Regions from separate parts of the Homo sapiens genome. Here regions 2 and 3 are each linked to region 1. Evidence: chromatin loops called from intact Hi-C (ENCODE). Cell type or tissue: MCF 10A. All regions are shown on one strand.

What was found. Peaks named below come from ENCODE experiments on the same cell type or tissue, not always from the same donor. Only the 100,000 strongest peaks of a DNase experiment are listed, where the experiment ranks them.
Region 2: a loop joins it to region 1, with 14 times the contacts of the local background. A loop is called at or near these places in 30 of 110 quality-filtered maps.
Region 3: it touches region 1 in a loop (7-fold over the local background); 2 of 110 quality-filtered maps call a loop at or near these places.

What each region holds. Positions count from the first base shown.
Region 1 is chr22:17,057,072-17,059,571 of GRCh38, reverse strand. It overlaps CECR7 (cat eye syndrome chromosome region, candidate 7), which reads right to left. Exons shown (of 4, transcript NR_152826.1): 4 at 1-2,055. Among named protein-coding and RNA genes, the nearest start is that of CECR7, 22 kb to the right of the region's middle. RefSeq lists an enhancer at 1,043-1,543. In MCF 10A, a CTCF peak has its summit at 1,197 (motif pointing right); a DNase peak (open chromatin) is centred at 1,211.
Region 2 is chr22:16,931,842-16,934,341 of GRCh38, reverse strand. It overlaps the pseudogene IGKV1OR22-1. Among named protein-coding and RNA genes, the nearest start is that of GAB4, 75 kb to the left of the region's middle. RefSeq lists an enhancer at 191-1,390. In MCF 10A, a CTCF peak has its summit at 1,554 (motif pointing left); no DNase peak of the experiment used is centred here.
Region 3 is chr22:16,773,528-16,776,027 of GRCh38, reverse strand. No RefSeq gene overlaps it. Among named protein-coding and RNA genes, the nearest start is that of LINC01665, 26 kb to the right of the region's middle. In MCF 10A, a CTCF peak has its summit at 1,274 (motif pointing left); a DNase peak (open chromatin) is centred at 1,227.

The DNA.
Region 1 (2,500 bases):
GCTGGGGCACAGTCAGGTCTTTCTCATCCCACGAGGCCATATTTCAGACTATCACATGGGGAGAAACCTTGGACAATACCCCACTTTCAAGGGCAGAGGTCCCTGCGGCTTTCCGCAGTGCACTGTGCTCCTGTTTTATTGAGACTAGAGAATGGCGATGACCTTTACCAAGTATACTGCTTGTAAACATTTTGTTAACAAGGCATATCCTGCACAGCCCTAGATCCCTTAAACCTTGATTTTATACAACACATATTTTTGTGAGCTCCAGGTTGGGTCAAAGTGGCTAAGGCAAAGTGGCTGGGGCAAAGCTACAAATTAACAACATCTCAGCAAAGCAACTGTTTAAAGTACAGGTCTTTTTCAAAATGGAATCTCTTATGTCTTCCCTTTCTACATAGACACAGTGACAGTCTGATCTCTCTTTCTTTTTCCTACGTACTGAACATGTACAAAATTTTCTTCTTGTCATTATTCCCTAGACAACTACTGACACAGCATTTACATTGAATTAGGTATCAGAAGTAATCTAGAGCTGATTGAAAGTGCATGCAGTGTGTACATAGGTTGTCTGCAAATGCTGCGCTGTTCTCTATCAGGGGCTTGGGCACCTGCAATGTTGGTATCTTCAAGGGAGGTTCCTGGAACCAATCCCCTACGGATACCGAGGAATGACAGTATTTGGGTTTTGATAGAAAGCTGAGAAACCCAGAACAGAGATAACCTCCTAGCAGTAGAAAGCTGAGTTAAAATCAGGAGAAGGCAGTGGCTAAATTCACAGTCATTTTACACACAAGAGCAAAACACATGTTTTACAACAATGGAGGAAAAACTCAGTGATCGCCCACTGAAGTGAATAAAAGTTACAGTGATAGTTACAACAACACAGCAATAGGGTATACTGAGAAGGAAGATGTCCTTCAAGAGTTTAGGGTTTTGTTGGGGGAGCCAGAGCCTCTCTCAGGATGCACCCTCCTTTGGAAGCACTGACTTGGCCCCTGGGCCCATGACATGGGAATAGCATGTGAGCCGGCCGAGTCCCAGCAACCCCTCAATTCAGTTTGTCTCCTTAGACAGCATCCACCTCCCCAATCCTCCATCAGCTCCTTTTCCAGTTTCCCCCATCCTGCACTTGTGCAAGGCAGGGAGGGAGTTGTCTGTGCTTAGGACAATTCCTCACATTGCCAGGAGAGGGCAGCAGATCACTCTCCCATCCCAGTTGCTGCCTTGGCGCTGTCCAGGATTCCAGTCATTTTTCAAGGGTTATTGAGAGCTTATGGAATAGGAGACCATTCCAGCCTCAGTTTCGGCCAGGCACTGGGAATGCAAAGCCGACTGAGATATGGGGTCCCGCTCTGCAGGAGCCCGTGGTCTAAGAAGGCAAGGCAGCCATGGAAACAGAAACAGGTCTAAAGAGTGGGGTGAGGCACTGGGGCAGAAGGCTCTTCAGGGGACTGTGGGGTCCCCATGAGGTGGCGAGAGGGGGGGCATCGGAAAACACCCAGCAGGAAGAGGTGCTAGAGCTGAGTCTTGGAAGCAGGTAAGTTTTCCCAGTTCCTAGGCCAGGCAAGGCACCCCAGGCAGAGGAGCTGGGCCTCCCGTGACACCACAGGGCGGGCTTGGGCTCAAACACAGGGTGCTGGGGCAGGAGGAACATCTCAGGGAGGGGAGGATCATGGAGGGCTGTCCTCCCTGGCCATGCTAAGGAATCTGTACCAGGACCCAAAGGGAACCGGGAAGCCACTGAAGGGTTTAGGAGAAGGACCAAAGCAGACCTGCACTTTTACATGACAGCTTCCTGTTCTGCCTGTGGAGGATGGACATGGCAGGATGGAGAAGGGAAGGCCTGAAGGCCACTGGCCAGGTCAGCTTGGCTTGAACTGGGTAGGAGAGCGACGGTGGTGGTCTGAACTAAGGCAGGAGCAGTGGGAGTGGAAAGCGGGGTGGGCGTGAGGTTGAAATGACAGGTCTTTGGCTGGATGGGGGCTGGGCCGGATGAGGGCAGAGGTCTTTCAACTTTCTGGCTTTAGTGGCTGGAGTGAGTGCTGGTGGCAGCTGATGAGACAAAGAACACAGGGGAGGAAGACATCTCTGGAGAAAGACTATGAGTCGTTGACAAATATGGGGCATCACCCAGTCCCCCATTTCATTCCCACTATACCCCCTAATCTAGATCCTTGCTATTTTTCATCAGTTCTGAAATACTGGCTTCTTGTTGGGTCTCACAAGGTCCAGTCTCTCTGTTGGAGGTGCCTGGGAATTCTATATTTCAATACGTGCTTATGAACAACCTGTCTGGGGCAGGCACTGTGATGAGTTCCTTCTCCTACAGAGCTTATGGCCTAGTGCAGAGCGAAGGTAGTGAAGGAAGAGACAGACGGTGAAGCTCATGGTTGAAGTCCAGTGTGCAGCACGGTCTCATGAGTCTTCGAACAGGCTGCAAGGAGAGCATTCCAGGTGGGGCCTGCGATCTGGACTTCGGAGTGTCGAGGAGGTTTCC
Region 2 (2,500 bases), 130 kb after region 1:
TAAATAATCCCAATACACCAATGGAATATATTATTTCATCAGGTACTCAGCAGTATTTCAAATTTTGAGAAGTATCAAAAAATGTGCTCTGTGACAAAGTGGTCCCCAGGAAGAAACACGTTATTTACAGACATATCTGTACTGCCCTGGTTTGACCTGGGACCCTAGGGACATTGTTCCTATGCTGAGTTACTGAGATGAGCCAGCCCTGCAGCTATGCCCAGCCTGCTCCACTCCCTGCTGATTAGCATGTTCCCAGAGCACAGCCCCCTGCCCTGAAGACTTCTTAATAGGCTGGTCACACCCTGTGCAGGAGTCAGCCCCAGTCAGGACACAGCACGGACGCGAGGGCCCCCACTCAGCTCCTGGGGCTCCTGGGGCTCTGGCTGCCAGGTAAGGAAGGAGAACACTAGGAATTTACTCAGCCAGTGTGCTCAGTACAGCCTGGCTCTTCAGGGAGGGCTTCTTATAAATGATTGATTATGTAGATGTTTGTTTTTATGTTTCCAACCTCAGGTACCAGACGTGATATCCAGATGACCCAGTCTCCATCCTCCCTGTCTGCATCTGTAGGAGACAGAGTCACTATCACTTGCCAGGTGAGTCACAGCATTAGTAATAAATTAGTCTGGTATCAGCAGAAACCAGGGAAAGCCCCTACTCTCCTAATTCATGCTGCAACAAAACTGCAGACGGGGGTCCCATCCTGGTTCAGTAGCAGTCAATCTGGGACAGATTTCACTCTCACCATCAGCAGCCTGCAGCCTGCAGCGTGATGATTTGGCCACTTATTACTATCAACAGCATTACAGTTACCCTCCTACTGTGTTGCAAGTGATAACATAAACCACACAGGGAAGCAGATGTGTGAGGCTGGGCTGCCCCTGCTGCTCCTCCTGGTGCCCTCATCTGCTGAGAGCAATTCTCAAATTGCAGTCAAACTTTGAAGGTCATTGGAAAGTTTTGGTAGAAGGGTCTATGAAGTCTCCTGTATACCTTAACAGTCTTTCCTTCTCCTCATCCCCAGTAGCACAGACATGGCAATGTCTCTCCTGATTTCATTAAGAAGTGATTATTACACCTGAGGAGTCTGAGTTATGGTGTCAGTTGTAATTAATATCTCAAAGAATAAGCCACTCTTGAAATTCCAAGTAGGATTATTTTTCTAAATATAGGGAATGAGAGTCTAAACAACAGCTTTTAAAAGGCTTGGGGGCATAGTAGTCAAAGATGCAAATACTACAAGAGAAAGATTATTTGGATCTCCTCAAGAATCCAGAGTGCATCTTCCACAGAAGGTGTAATTGCCAATCGTGTGGTCTTCAGACATTTCTGGGAAGCCCAGGTTCAGGGCTGCTGATGCTCTGCTTGGAGGGCCTGCCTGAATTCTGTAGCATTTGCTTACAAGTGAACAGCCAGCATCTTATTCCAGAGGGAACTAGCACATGCAGATGATCCAGATTTAACAACCACACCTTTTCTTTATGGACGTTGCCCTCTTTGACTTTTCCCGCAGCCTTTTTCATTCACTGTACTTCTGCTGACCCCTCATGGCCATGTCTGTGCCTCCCTGCTGTCTCTGAAGCTGGGGAAGCAGCTCTGCTTGCACATGTGGCAGATCTCAGGGCCTGAAATGTGCATCACCTAGAACAGCCCTCAATCAGTGAGAACAGGTGACGTGTATAAATACCCCAACTCCCTCACCTCTCAGGTGGAATAGCCCAGAGGCATTCTCTTATGTTTCCATGTGGGCTTCAGCTCTTGTGGTCCTCATGGGTAGCTGCTGGCTGACAGGCCTTTCACTGTCCATCATCTCTTCCCTGCCTCACTTTCTGCCTTCAGTCTCAGGGTTTCCTGCAGCTTGTAATTATGGTGCTCACATGGGAATCCTTGTCGTTAGAAACCCAACCTAAGACTATAGGCAAATCCTCATTAGTGGAGGTGTCATCAAATTGTTGATACTTCTCCTCTTATAATGGATAGAGAAATTTAGAAAATGTCTAAAACATTTAATTTGTTTTATCAGTCTCTCATAGATTCTGATTAAATAGCAATTCCTTTCTTCTGGGTCACAACATCAGAGGAGCCCCTAACAAATAGCTCCACACTATGAGGTCCACATTAGAGCAGCAGGAGAAGAATCTTCCAGCCCAGGAAACACCCAGACCAGAGGGCCCTGACTCAGATCCCTTCAGCTCTCTTGCTTTATAAAGCTGCTGGCTGCTCCCTGTTCTCCCTTCTCCCAGCCGTGAGGCTTTGGATTCTTCTTTAAGGAAGGCAGCTGGCAGACAATTAGGGGGTTTGGTAGTCTGAGTAAATTACTATCCCCCCATGAAAAGATGTTCACCTTCTACCCTCTGGAACCATAAAATTAGCCTTATATGGCAAAAGGAACTTAAAATCAGCCCCTTCTGCAGTTTCTTCTGCAAAAATGCAACTTTCTCAAAGACTTTAAATCTCTGAACAGCTTTATTTCAGACTTGGGGGAAGGGTCACATCT
Region 3 (2,500 bases), 280 kb after region 1:
ATAAAACTAGAGACTGCCCCCCCTCTTTTTTTTTGAGACGGAGTTTTGCTCTGTCACGCAGGCTGGACTGCAGTGGCACAATGTCAGCTCACTGCAACCTCTGCCTTCCATGTTCAAGTGATTCTACTGCCTCAGCCTCCCAAGTAGCTGAGACTACAGGTGCCCACCACCACACCTGGCTAATTTTTATAATTTTAGTAGAGATGGAGTTTCACCATATTGATCAGTCTGGTCTTGAACTCCTGACCTCAAGTGATCCATCCCCCTCAGCCTCCCAAAGTGCTGGGATTACACGCACGAGCCACTGTGACCGCCTGAGCCCCATTTTCTAAAAACTGAAAAATGTATAATATTTGGAAACTAAACAATACACTCTTCAACAACCTATGGCTAATTGAAGAATCTGCAAGAAATTAAAGAATCCTTGCAGATAAATGGAAAATTAAAGCATATTGAAACTTCTGGGATGCAGCAAAATCAATACTGAGAAATATATAGTTGCAAACATAGACACATAAAGAAGAAATGTAAAATTATCAATTCACACACAAGGAAGTAGAAAAAGTGCAAACTAGAGAAGAGTACTTTTACAAAAAAATGACATAGTAAAGGAAGCTGGCATGTTTCCCCACCAACCCTAGCTCCCCCTCCCCCCAAGAACACATACAGGAAACCAAAAACCGATATACATTGCATAGGTTATCACCAGCAATAACTCAGAGCTCAAATATGAGGATGAGGCAGCTCCTAGGGTGACAGAGAAGTGAAGAAACCAGGCAGATGATAAGAAAGTTTGGCTTTTATATTCATGACACTCTTCCCCTAGTCTGCTGGCAACGAAGTGTAAAAAAAAAAAAAAATCCTCTGTCTCATGCTTACTACACTGGATTAAATAAAGTTGAAGTGGACAACACAAGCCACTTTTGATTTCCTGGCAGGAAACCTGTTCCTGTCTTAACCCACAGGAAGCCTTGTGAATGCCTGAAAGAAGAAGAATTCCTGAGGACAACCAGGGACAAGGCAGAAAGGCAGGACTACCACCTCCAGCCTTGATATCTTAGCCATAGGAGATGCCAAACCAGAGTGCCTGTGCAGCAGTACCATGAGGTAGGAGGTATATTTCATAATTTCCCTAGGCACAAACTTATAGCCAGCCTTCCCTCACTGTTAGCATAGCCCCTTCAGGATCTCTCTGATAGGGGACTGGCAGCAATCCTAAGCTTGCTAGAGCTGAGGCAAACCTTGGCTTAAGGCACCATCTACTGTCAAAACAAAGGAACTGACGTAGCTGAAAGCAAGCAAACAAAAACCCACCATAGGTGTGTCTAAAAAAACCTCAACGCAAATATATTCAGTAAAACACAAAATAATACAGAGAAAAGAATGAACTGAATAACTAGTCCTTCAATAAAAAGATATAGATGTATAACCACTAGAAATAATACCGAACAAGGAATCATAATCTTCCCAAATGGACAAAGCACTAAACCATTGACCAGTGCTAAATAATGTGATGGCTATCAGTGAGTTCTCTAATCAAGAATTCAAAATGGCGGTTTTCAGGAAATTCAGATCTCTAAAATGACAGAAAAGGAACTAATAAACTTCTGAGAGAAATTTTTAAAAATGAAATAATTTAAAAAATCCTGGAACTAAGAAACACATTGGCTGAAGTGAAAAATTCAAGAGACTCTCACCAGCAAAACAGATCAAACAACAAAAAAATCAAATGTGATTTTTAGAGTGAGCTCTAAAACAGGTTATTAGGGCTAGGTATGGTGGCTCACGCCTGTAATCCCAGCACTTTGGGAGGTTGAGGTGGGTGGATCACTTGCAGTCGGGAGTTCAAGACCAGCCTGGACAACATGCTGAAACCCTGTCTCTGCTAAGAATACAAAAATTTAGCTTGGCATAGTGGTGCACACCTGTAATTCCAGCTAGGTATTAGGTCTCCTATAGAATCGGTAATCTTGTCTCATTTGCTAGAAGCACAATTTAGATAAAATATAAAATGGATATAAGCCAGTGAGTTTTATATTACTCTATTGCTTTATTCATGGGTAAATTTTGTCAGGGCTATAAAATCTGCTTGCCTTTATCTATATTTTTAGCATATAGATGAACTGTGTGTGATATATTTCTACCTCTGGATGTTAGTACCAAGTTAATTTTTAATATCACTTAAAAGGGTGCTATCCAAATTGGCTAAGAGATAAATGAGCATTATTGTGAATTACATACTCCTAAAAATCCTAGAAATAGACAATCAAGTTCACATGACTCATGAAAATGTTTAGTAAATGAGATTAGTTTAAAATAGTTTATTGCACACAGCCACAGATTACAAGTTATTGTTATTATTAACTGCAAGAATACATTTGCGGGCCAGGCATGGTGGCTAACGCCTGTAATCCCTGCACTTTGGGAAACCAAGGCAGGTGGATCATCTGAAGTCAGGAGACCAGACCAGCATGGCCAAGATGTTGAAATGCCATCCTTA